2 separate regions of the Homo sapiens genome follow, and region 1 is linked to region 2. A link is a contact called in ENCODE Hi-C or POLR2A ChIA-PET data. All regions are on one chromosome and are shown on one strand. The core of a region is the stretch at or near the end of the contact, and the rest is flanking DNA. Distances in the headings are between cores, read along the strand shown.

Evidence for each region. A loop is a pair of places that touch in the nucleus more often than their neighbours do. ChIA-PET counts read pairs that join two places held with the same protein, here RNA polymerase II (POLR2A). Pooled maps may share reads with other maps.
Region 1: a loop to region 2 is called in a pooled map, with 5 times the contacts of the local background. The contact joins the promoter of SNHG12 here to the promoter of DHDDS in region 2. A Hi-C loop is called at or near these places in 1 of 50 pooled maps. POLR2A ChIA-PET finds 5 or more read pairs at or near these places in 3 of 52 experiments (B cell, CD4-positive, alpha-beta T cell and activated B cell).

What each region holds. Positions count from the first base shown.
Region 1 is chr1:28,581,629-28,584,532 of GRCh38, forward strand. SNHG12 (small nucleolar RNA host gene 12) reads right to left here and starts at 1,355. Exons shown (of 6, transcript NR_146382.1): 1 at 462-1,355. RefSeq lists an enhancer at 1-522.
Region 2 is chr1:26,430,641-26,433,588 of GRCh38, forward strand. It overlaps DHDDS (dehydrodolichyl diphosphate synthase subunit), which reads left to right and starts at 1,681. Exons shown (of 9, transcript NM_205861.3): 1 at 1,681-1,736; 2 at 2,251-2,368. The coding sequence starts at 2,306. LOC124903883 (a long non-coding RNA gene) reads right to left here and starts at 1,597. Exons shown (of 2, transcript XR_007065557.1): 1 at 1,333-1,597; 2 at 115-478. RefSeq lists enhancers at 900-1,436, 1,221-1,280, 1,351-1,410, 1,437-1,973, 1,511-2,000.

The DNA.
Region 1 (2,904 bases), core at 105-2,604, 2.2 Mb after region 2:
GAGAAGGGCGCGGCCCCCGCGGGCTCCCGCCCCTCTCACTGCCGAGGGGGCCTTTCGGAGCTCGGGCCCACCGGGTTGGAAGGCCCGGCTCCTCCGTGCCACATTCACCACCATCTCGAGGCCGTGGGAGGAAAAACCCGGCGAGTGCGCGCCAGCAGCAGCGACTAGCGGGGAACGGCGCGCAGGAAGGCAGGCAGAGGCTTGCAGCTAGTAAGTCGACACCGGGAATGCGGCGGGGAGAAAGGGCGCTGAAGCCGCGAGCAAGAGCTTATATAGGCCGCCCCTCGCGGCCACACCCGACAGTAGGCCGCCCGCGTGGCGCACAGCTGCCTGGGAGTTGTAGTTTGCTCGCCCCGGCGTTGTCCGCGCGTCACCTCCCCAGCCCTACGCGCGTGTCCATCCCGAGCCCGCGAAGCGAGAACCGCCAGAGGCTTTCCTCCGAGCGGAAGAAGCGCCTTCACCTTTCAGTGCCCGGCGCTGGGCCCACGCAGGAAGCCGACCCGCCTTGGCCTCTGGAGTTGTCTCTGGGATGTCTTTCAGTCTGGAAATGAACCCTGTGTGCTGGGAAAGGGCTCGGGCTCCGCTCCGAGCTCAGTGGGCGTGCGAGCGAGCAGCGCCTGAGTGGGTTTCGGGGAGGGGGTCATACTCCCCGAAAGGCGATTTATTCAAGGCTTGTCTCTTCCACTAATATGTAATTTTACTGAGCGCGTGCTATTTTAACTGTGTCTGATTATCTGATCTAGTTTTCATAAAAACCCTGTGTACGCTCTGTGGACAAATAAGGAAACTTAGGAATGGATCACACAGCTATCGCAAGCGAGGAGAGGACTGGAATTTGGAGCCCACCCCAGGCACCACACATAGCGCAATGTTTTGCCCATGGAATGAATAAGCCTCAGTATGAAAACTTAGTGGTGATTGCCGAGAATTAAACACCCATCCTGTGCCTAATCTATTAATTTTTATTCTTACATACACTTTTTTGTTTGAGACAGGGTCTTGTTCTGTTGCCCAGGCTGGAGTGCAGTGGCGTGATCAAGGCTCATTGCAGCCTCGACCAACTGGGCTCAAGCAATTCTTCCACCTCAGCCTCCCAGGTAGATGGGACTACAGGTGCGGGCCAACTTTCCTTGCTTACACTTTAAAAAGTAGGTACTACTGCCGGGTGCGGTTACTCACGCCTGTAATCCCAGCACTTTGGGAGGCCAAGGCGGGTGGATCACGAGGTCAGGAGATCGAGACCATCCTGGCTAACACGGCGAAACCCGGTCTCTACTAAAAAAAAATACAAAAAAAAATTAGCCGGGCGTGGTCGCGGGCGCCTGTAGTCCCAGCTACCCGGGAGGCTGAGGCAGGAGAATGGCGTGAACCCGGGAGGCGGAGCTTGCAGAGAGCCGAGATCGCGTCACTGCACTCTAGCCTGGGCAACAGAACGAGACTCTGTCTCAAAAAAATAAAATAAAATAAAAAGTAAGTACTACTTTAGCAGGTCGTGGGGGCGCATGCCTGTGGTCCTGGACTCCTCTCTTTCTCTAACATCACATGTCCAAGCCATCAGCAACTCCTGTGTGCTCTACCTTTAAAATGTATCAATAATCTGACTGTTTCTTACCCCTTCCACTGATGTTACCCTAATCGTTGACCCAGATGATAGCAATAGTCTCTTATCTCCCAGATCCTGCTGTTGCTCCCGACAGTCTGGTCTCCACACGCCAGCCAGCCTGCTAAAAGTTTTTTAATTTTTATGAAGTCTAAGAGTCAATTTTTTTTTTTGTAGTTTATGCTTTTTTTTTTTTTTCTTGAGACGGAGCTGCTCTGTCGCCCAGGCTGGAGTGCAGTGGCGCCATCTCAGCTCACTGCAAGCTCCCGCTCCCGGGTTCACGCCATTCTCCTGCCTCAGCCTCCCAAGTAGCTGGGATTACAGGCGCCCGCCACCACGCCCGGCTAATTTTTTGTATTTTTAGTAGAGACAGGGTTTCCCCATGTTGGGCAGGATGGTCTCGATTTCCTGACCTCGTGATCCACCCGCCTCGGCCTCCCAAAGTGCTGGGATTACAGGCACGAGCCACCGCGCCCGGCCGTTTGTTTACGCTTTAAAAGCTTAATAATTATGCTGGGCGCGGTGGCTCCCACCTGTAATTCCAGCACTTTGGGAGTCCGAGGGGGCAGATAACCTGAGGTCAGGATTTCAAGTCCAGCCTAGCCAACATGGTGAAAACCCGTTTCTACTAAAAATACAAAAATTAGCTGGGCGTGGTGGCAGGCGCCTGTAATCCCAGCTACTTGGGAGGCTGAGGCAGGAGAATCGTTTGAACCTGGGAAGCGGAGGTTGAAGTGAGCTAAGATGGAGCCATTACACTCCAGCCTGGGCGACAAGAGCGAGACTCCGTCTCAAAAAAAAAAGAAAAAAAGTAAAATTATTAAACTTTTTTTTTTTTTTTTGGAGATGAAGTCTCGCTTTTTCGCCCAGGCTTGTGCAGTTTATTCTGTGTCAATTATGCCTCAATAAAGCTGTCAAAAAACCATTAAGAAAAAATGTATATCTCCCAGGCGCAGTAGCTCCCACCAATTCGGGAGGCCAAGGCAGGTGGATTACCTGACATCAGGAACTAGAGACCAGCCTGGCCAACATGACAAAACCCCATCTCTACTAAAAATACAAAAAAAAAAAATTACCCAGGCATGGTGACACTCATCTACAGTCCCAGCTACTTGGGAGGCTAAGGCATAAGAATCGCTCGAACCTGGGAGGCAGAGGTTGCAGTGAGCCAAGATCATGCCACTGCACTCCAGCCTGGGTGATACAGCGAGACTCCCTCTCAAAAAATATATCTATATATATCTATCTATATCTATGTGTGTGTATATATAGATAGATAGATATACATATTATATTAAGGCAGA
Region 2 (2,948 bases), core at 431-2,930:
AACCCCTTTCATTAGAAAGAGTGGAAGACATAATCAATTAGAAAGTGCCAATAAAACATCTCTTCCTTGCCTCATTTCTTTAATAATATTGTAAAATGAAATGCGACAAAAAGGTTCTTTGACAATTGTGAATTTTTATTCCACTCAAAACATAATACTACATAAAGTTGTATTATGCTTTGCAAGAAATACTGGTTGTGGCCGGGCGCGGTGGCTCACGCCTGTAATTCCAGCACTTTGGAAGGTCTAGGCAGGCAGATAACGAGGTCAAGAGATCAAAACCATCCTGGCCAAAATGGTGAAACCCTGTCTCTACTAAAAATACAAAAATTAGCCAGGCTTGGTGGCACGCGCCTGTAGTCCCAGCTACTCAGGAGGATGAAGCAGGAGAAACGCTTGAACCCGGGAGGCGGAGGCTGCAGTGAGCCGAGATCGCGCCACTGCACTCCAGCCTGGGCGACATAGCCAGACTCCGTCTCTAAATAAATAAATAAATAAATAAATAAATAAAAATAATACTGGTTGTATAAGAATCTGTAAAGAATTTTTTCCTCCTCTTTCAATTTTGAGAAAATTGAACTACAAATTTGTTTTGTGAGCCTAGAATTCTTGCAACCCTTTTTTTCGTAAAGGTTCAGTAGAGCTAATGCCCTTAACTTTTCTACCAGGGTTAATTTCTGTTATTTTCATTTATGTACTGCCAAAGCGAGCACCTTTCTGTTATTTTAGAAGTCATGCTTTTTTTTTTTTTCTTTTTTCAGACAGAGTTTCGCTCCTGTTGCCCAGGCTGGAGTGCAGTGGCCTGATCTTGGCTCACCGCAACCTCCGCCTCCCGGGTTCAAGCGATTCTCTTGCCTCACCCTCCCGAGTAACTGGGATAACAGGCGCCCGCCACCACGCCCGGCTCATTTTCTGTATTTTTAGTACAGACGGGGTTTCACGATGTTGGTCAGGCTGGTCTCAAACTCCTGACCTCAGGTGATCCGTTCGCCTCGGCCTCCCAAAGTGCTGGGATTACAGGCGTGAGCCACCGCGCCTGGCCTAGAAGTCATTCTTATGGCAGAAATCTTTCTGGCCTTACCCCTTCTCTTGAGTTCGTTGGGATAGGTCTTGGGAATCCACAAATCCTAAAATATGCGTGCCTTAAGTCGGCACAAAATAGATTAATATTCTGCGCGTCTGTAAGATTGGCTGCGGCTAGAAACTCCTTCCCAGACGATTAAATCCACTAAATAAAATACGAAACGGTAACGAGATAATTTTTAAGAGTATGCACCAGTGCTCTAATGAAGCCCGGTTCTGCGGCATTCCAAGGTAAGGACGCTGCCTTACCCAGTCTCTCAGCAGTCCTAAGCTGCCTTCGACGGCCGAGAAGCGCCTCGATTCTTGCCCCTGGCTCATTTCCCTGGCGCGTTTTCCAGACGCCTCCGCTCCCAACGCTGGGCTCAACCCTGTCTTCCCCAGCTGGTCTCCCAGCACGTGGCCTGGAGCCCAGCCTCCCGCCCCGCTCGGTCACGTGAGCCTGGCTCTCACCCGCGCCGGCTTCCACACCCCGCGGGACTGAGAACCGCCCTCCCACTAGCTCGCAGGCGCAGGCGCAGGGCAGGGTCCCCTCAGTTTGGGTGACGGAAGGGGCGTGTCGCAGCGCCCAAAGATGACGTGTTCTGCCAGCGCCACGTCATGAGGAAGTGCCGGCCCACTGAAGCCGTGGGGACGCGCCCAGCGGAGCTAATCAGGTGCCACTGAACTGAAGGGGTGAACTAGAGGAGAAGAGGGTGACTGGGCGGGGAGCAGCTGCGGGAGAAGCAAAGGGACGACTGAGGGAATAATCAGGAGACCACTGAGGCGTGAAGTACTAGGCGTGCGATAACTGAAGGAGTTAGTAACTGGGAGCACAGAGTTGGAAACAGCTTAGGGGAAGATGGAGAAGGAAGAAACGGGGAATGATCAAGATGTGGGCACCATGATGTGGCAGGAAACCGACTTAGATGTTCAGAAGAAGTCAGTGCAGATACGGAGGAAATGGGAATGGGAAGAAGTCTGCAAAGCCAGGAGAACCGAGGAAAGGCTTTTGCCTCCAGAGGTCACATTGCGTTATAAAACTCTGGGTGGTAAAAGATTATAGGCTTAGACCAGTGTCTTTGGATTCTAATGCTGGCTGCTCTCCATAGTCCATCTGATTCCCCAGAAGTCAGTTATAGCTCTTCGCAAACCTTGGTGACTTCTTATTTTCTTTCTTGTTTATCCAAGATTACCTGGCTGGTGTTTGCTTGTTCTGGAGTGATCTTCTGACTGGAAAAGAACTATGTCATGGATCAAGGAAGGAGAGCTGTCACTTTGGGAGCGGTTCTGTGCCAACATCATAAAGGTGAGCAATGGCCCAGAGCACCGGTTGGCCTTCTGGTCAGTTGGATAATCTTATATAAAAACCTGTTATTAAAGTTGATGATGTTAAGTGCAATTCATGATGTTAAGTGGAATTTAGCAAGGAAACCAAAGAGTCTTAGAATGGTAACTTCCAGGTCTACATTTCTGGTAGACTTTTGTCCTAACTCTGATATTTTCTGGAAGCCCAGGCCTCTTAATGTCACTGGGCAGCCTAGACTGCTAAGTATTCTTTATAGAGAACTGAAATTTGTTTCCCTGGAACATTGATCCATTGTTCCATGTACTGTCTTCTTGATTTAAATAGGTTAATCTTTGATATATTCTTTGATCTGTCAGTAGAGCTGGGCCCGGTCACTCACGCCTGTAATCCCAGCAATTTGGGAGGCTGAGGTGGGCAGATTGTTTGAGCTCAGGAGTTGAGACCAGCCTGGGCAACATGGCAAAACCCCGATTCTCCAAAAAATTAAAAAAATAGCAGGGCTTGGTGGTGTGCACCTGTAGTCCCAGCTACTCGGAAGGCTGAAGTGGGAGAATTTCTTGAGCCCAGGTCAAAGCTGCAG